Linked DNA regions of Homo sapiens: region 2 is linked to region 1. Evidence: read pairs that join two places in POLR2A ChIA-PET (ENCODE). Cell type or tissue: GM12878. All regions are shown on one strand. Each heading gives the region's core, and the rest is flanking DNA. Links, peaks and the distances in the headings are about the cores only.

Region 1 (2,932 bases), core at 148-2,647:
AATCTTCCCATAATTTTCCAATCCACTAGATCTACAATAAGCAAATATCAACATAAGCAAATATCAACATAAGCAACTTAAAGGATGAATCTCAATAAAGAACAAAAGAAAATCTATTTATATTTTACCTGAAGAATTCAAACAAAAGTCATTAAATATATGTCAAGTTTAAGCTGCTATGTCCCTTATTTTTAACTTTTGTTTTAAGTTTGGGGGTATGTGTGAAGGTTTGTTACACAGGTAAACACATGTCATGGGGAGCTTGTTGTATGTATTACTTCATCATCCCGTTATTAAGCCCAGTACCCAACAGTTTTCTGCTCCTCTGCCTCCTCCCATCCTCCCCGCTCAAGTAGACCCCAGCGTCTGTTGTTTCCTTCTTTGTGTTCATAAGTTCTTATCATCTTGCTCCCACCTGTAAGTGAGAACCTGTGGTATTTGGTTTTCTTTTCCTATGTTAGTTTGCTAGGGATAATGACCTCCAGCTCCATCCATGTTCCCGCAAAAGACATGATATCATTCTTTTTTATGGCTGCATAGTATTGCATGGTGTATATGTACCACATTTTCTTTATCCAGTCTGTCACTGATGAGCACTTAGGCCGGTTCATGTCTTTGCTATTGTGAATAGTGCTGCAATGAATATTCATGGGTGTATGTCTTTACGGCAGAAAGATTTACACTCCTCTGGATATATACCCAGTAATGGGATTGTTGGGTCGAATGGTAGTTCTGCTTTTATAAGCTGCTATTTTCTAAGTAGAAGTGTTATAGACAACCTAAATAACAGCCTTTAGCCACCTGTTTAGACAATGAAGAATATATGCTAGAAAAATACAGGTAGTTAATAACTCTTTAAGGAAAGAAAATTTGATAGAAGTTGAGTGTTTGGAACTCCTTGCTACAGACCAATATTATGAAGGGGGACAGAGTCTCAAGCCAAAAATGCCCAGTCTACTATATAATTCAGAATATAATAGACCCAAGTTGAACACTACAGAATCTAAACACCATAAACCATATGGTTTCTTTGCCAAAGTAAATGCCGGGTTCTAACTAGTCATGCCTGATACTTACCTTCCCCTTTGCCATTCTTTCAGCACTTCCTTCTGCTCCCTTCAGCACTTTCCTCTCTCAGGAATGGGCTAACAGGTTGAGATGGGCTTTTATGGGATGTATAAAAGGACTTAGGAGAAAATAAAATCTGACACCTGGGGTAAGGTAGTAATATGTTGATTAACAATAATATATCAACAAATGTTAACAGTCACTATGTCTGGCAGTTAATTACTGACTTTTTTTCTCCGTTTTTCATTTTTCTTATTTCAAAATTGACACATAAGTATACTGATTGAAAACAAAATGTCCCCAAGTGTTAATAACGATTATCTCTGGACAGTTAATACAGTTAATTTTCAGTCTATATATAATTTTTCTGTAATGACATGTAAATTCTTATTTTATTAATCATCAAAGTATAGGCCCCACAGGCAGCAATAGCTTGTGGGATCTCTGAAAGAAGGCATGATGGAAACTACTACTATTAAGTAGAAGTCTGTAAATAGGATATGTCTGTGGTAGTGAGATAATAATAATTACTATGTGTTCCAAGCTTGACAGTCTTCAGTACTTAACATCAAATCTTATTAAAATGTTACTTAAGATAACATTCTATAAAACTATAAAATCATAAAAAGGAATAACAATTTGAATCTATATTTTTGGTAAAACACTTCCCATTTAACACTATTTTATTTTAGATTAAAATTAAGATCCAGGGAACAATTTGTTGTATGCATTTCCTTTTTATGAGATTGGCTCTGGAGCTATTAATACAGTGACTGATCAAACCAATTACATCTACAGAGTAACAGATTTAAAGAAACTATATGTTAGAACTTTTACCCAAAAGAATAACCCAAAACAAGCTGTACCTTAAACCAAATACAGCAGGTCCTCAAATAACATCATTTCTATGTCATTTTGTTATAACATTTAAGTATGTGTGGGGCTTGCATATTCTCCCCACATCTGTGGGACTCTGGTTTCCTCCCATATCCCAAAACAGTGCACATTAGGTTCACTGGCATGTTTAAGTTGTCCTGGGTTGAGTGTGAGTGTGTACATGAGTGTATCCTGTGATGGAGTGGCCTCCTATCCAAGGTGGGTTCCTCCCTCCTTGAGCTGCTGGGATTGGCTCCAGCCACCAGCACCCCAAACCAGAATAAGAGGGTTGAAAAATGAATGAATGGATGAATACAAATTATTATCGAATAAAAATTGGTAAAGTCTACGGTGATCATACAAATGCATGACAATAAACGCTATGGCACAAAAGCACTCAGAGATCCCACCGTATTTGAATTGTTTTTGATCTGCATGGAGCTGGATGTGCTCCTGACAATTTTCATTTCTCAAACATGATTCCATGTTTTTAATAGACCACCACAACCACTGTTACTCACTGATTCACCAAATACTGGGTAATTATCTTTGTTGGCTTTTTTTTTTTTTTCCTGGGACAGAGTTTTGCTCTGTCACCCAGGCTGGAGTACAGTGGCATGATCTGGGCTCAATGCAACCCCTGCCTCCTGGGCTCCAGCGATCCTCCCAAGTAGCTAGGATTACAGGCACATGCCACCAGCCTAGCTAATTTTTATATTTTTAGTAGAGACAGGGTTTCACCATGTTGGCCAGGCTGGTCTCAAACTCCTGACCTCAGGGGAACTGCCCGCCTTGGCCTCCCAAAGTGCTGGGATTACAGGCATGAGCCACTGCACCTGGCCTATCTGGTTTTTATTAATCTTTCTTAAATGTATACATAGTTCATATTTCTCTCAACGTTTAATATTAGAAGTGTTTGGGGTCTTTATTGAGAAGTTTGGTGATGTTTTTGTGACCAGAAATATGCTATAGGAACTTAACTCTTGTT
Region 2 (2,932 bases), core at 296-2,795, 71 kb before region 1:
TTTAATATTAGACACCATTGAATTCACCAACAGTTTCAGGTTATAGCGAAGGCCACTAGCAACTCAATTAAGATTTACCTTATTTCATTCTAAGATTTACACTTGCCGGGTGTGGTGGCTCATGCCTGTAATCCCAGCACTTTGGGAGACTGAGATGGGCTGATCATCTGAGGTCAGGAGCTTGAGACCAGCCTGGCCAATATGGCAAAACCCTGTCTCTACTAAAAAAATACCCAAAAAAATTAGCTGGGCGTGGTGGCACGTGCCTGTAGTCCCAGCTACTTGAAAGGCTGAGGTATGAGAATCGCTTGAACTGGGGTGGCTGAGGTTGCAGTGAGCCGAGATTGTGCCACTGCACTCCTGCCTGGGTGATAGAGCGAGACTTTGTCTCAATTTAAACAAACAAACAAAAAAAGATTTACACTTAAAAAAATTTATGTCACTGAAATCAACAGTTTAGGGAATATTTGCTTTTACCATGGACGGCATCCTATAAATTGTCATCAACCAGGGGGCAGTAATGACATAGTTTTTATTGCCTGCACATGTGCAAATTTGGTCAAGGCTGTTCATATCTTTGTGATTTCAATATTGTCATATACATGTAGAAACTATGTGTTGAGTTTAAATGATGTCTAAAATGCCTAAACAATGTTACCTTACAATTTAGTATGGAACAATGTTATTGGGTGCCCAGACAGGCACAGAAAAAAAGCCTTTGAAATCAGTGAAGTATTCATCTCTGAAGGAATGACTCCGATTTCTTAGTTTTTGCATAACTATACCCAAATGCTTTATGGGAACTAAGAGAGGAAGATACTACAAGTAACTAAAACTATTTTGTTACGTTAACAGACTTGCAGAGAAATTGCTTATAGTGTACTAAACAATGCAACTAAAGCTGGAAGAATACACCAAATACTTAGGGGCAGATAATGGACTAGTGAAACCAATTCATACCTCAAGCAACACTAGTTTAAGGCACTGTGTCATAATTGAATTTGCAGCTTATTTTCTTTCTAAAAACCACAAAATAAAGGTGTCTTACTATTGATGTCATTTTAGGATTGATAAAGTATGGTAACCGAACACTTATGTCACACATGGTGTGTACACACATGATAATGATTCTAGTAAATCCCAATTTATATAGGCTGAAAGTCAGATTTTCATGTACTTTTTACCCCCTACTACATGAAATATATCATCTATAAATTTCATATCTCATAGTCAAAGCTCTTTCATATTTACTCCTATTTACCTTAAATTAACAATCTTCCAACCATTTAATCCTCTTCAAAACTTACAGGGTTCTAAAATATTTTTACAGTGTTTTCCCATATTCACTGGGAAAATAACTGGCAATAATTAGCAGTAAGATGGATTATTCTTTCAAACTTTATTAAAGCTAACACTTGTTCACAGTCTAGTTTCTTTCATGTATTTTCTAATTTTTTTCAGGTCTAATGTATAACAATTTTTAAAACTTCATGTGGAAAAATTATTCATTTCACCAGTGACATTAGGATCTACTTATGACCTCTGGTAAGGAGCAACACTGGTAAGACAAACACATCCTATTATTTATTGGGGCTTTCTTAGGATTAAAGGTAAATGTGCTGGTGTGACAGTTTACCCTGTGATCTATCAGAATAGAAAACCTTACATACTGTTGGCACTGGTGGTGACCATATAATACAATTCCCTTTTTACAGATGAGGCCCAAAGATCTTTAGTGACTTAACAAGTCACAAAATCAGAAGTGGAATTTGAATCTAGATCATCTGACTGAAAATCAACTTTCTTTCAGTTCTTTGTTATGACTCATTATCAGGTTCTTATTTTAGTAACCAGCTGTGCTTGGTCCCCATCAACCAAGCCTGCTCTTGCCTTAGCAAATGACCCTGTACATTACAGAGGTAAACATGATAAACCAACCTATGTTTACTTAATGCTCTCTAACTTGGACTCAACTGTCTAAATGTCTTCAATGTGACAAAATGATGCCTCAAAAAGCAATGACTGGAATAGGTCTGTCTGTGTGCAAAGATGTCCTACTTTTCTTCTTTTTCTTTTGGTTGTCCAACTCTCTTTGCTGTCATGTCAAGCTTGCTTCCCTTGATCACAAATTGCTGCCAACACTCTCCTACGAGACACTGTCTCTGTTATTTGTTGGTCACATGTTGATCATACATATTCATTGGGTCTTGGGTTTTTTTCAGCCTGCTCACAGATGACAAGCTCTTTGTTTTGTTTTTTGGTGTTTCATTTTTTTTTAAAACTGCCAAGTTTTGTGCTGTCCCATACAAACAGAGGTTACTGAAGTCTGAACTGCATTAATTACCTCCAGATAAATGAGGTGTCACTAATAAATCTTCTCTATTCTATTAATACAAGGCTAAGTTTTTCTTTTCAAAGAGGTATGACGCAATACTGATATCATTCCTAGAAGGTAATAGGAAGGACATGTTTTATAAGAAGTTCACAAAGTTACTTTTCTTTATTATCTGGCTTTTATAAGAAAGAACTCAAAGGTAACATTATTATTACCACATTGTTTTTTCTGTCATAGAATCAGTCTTTGATAAGGATTACAGAGTAAATGCCAAAAGAAACAATATGATCCAATCTTGTGTGGACCCAAAGTGCTGTTTGTTGATTTGTTATCAAGGAGCCTGCTCTTCCTAATCTATGCACTCCCTTGAAGAACTCAAGTCATCTCCATGTGCTCTGACACAAACTCTGCCCTCTACATCTATCCCCTCTCCTCAAATTTCTCTGGTATGTACATTTCCATTCTTAATTGCCTCACTCCCACAGAAGCTACTCCTCTTCTTTTCGGAGAGTAACTCTACCATATTTGCATCTGTTACCAACCCTTCCCGAACTTGCTCCATTATGCACCCACTCTAACATCTTTGATCTCTCTCTC

What was found. ChIA-PET counts read pairs that join two places held together with the same protein. Peaks named below come from ENCODE experiments on the same cell type or tissue, not always from the same donor. Only the 100,000 strongest peaks of a DNase experiment are listed, where the experiment ranks them.
Region 2: POLR2A ChIA-PET joins it to region 1 with 6 read pairs; 3 of 35 experiments call an interaction of 5 or more read pairs at or near these places.

What each region holds. Positions count from the first base shown.
Region 1 is chr6:118,555,465-118,558,396 of GRCh38, forward strand. All of the region lies in intron 3 of CEP85L (centrosomal protein 85L), which reads right to left. The region is part of intron 1 of PLN (phospholamban); the gene reads left to right. Among named protein-coding and RNA genes, the nearest start is that of PLN, 8.6 kb to the left of the region's middle. In GM12878, for the core only: no CTCF peak of the experiment used is centred there; no DNase peak of the experiment used is centred there.
Region 2 is chr6:118,483,925-118,486,856 of GRCh38, forward strand. The region is part of intron 6 of CEP85L (centrosomal protein 85L); the gene reads right to left. It overlaps LOC105377971 (a long non-coding RNA gene), which reads left to right. Exons shown (of 5, transcript XR_001743824.3): 4 at 1,462-1,545; 5 at 2,573-2,932. Among named protein-coding and RNA genes, the nearest start is that of PLN, 63 kb to the right of the region's middle. In GM12878, for the core only: no CTCF peak of the experiment used is centred there; a DNase peak (open chromatin) is centred at 1,857; H3K27ac peaks cover 278 bases.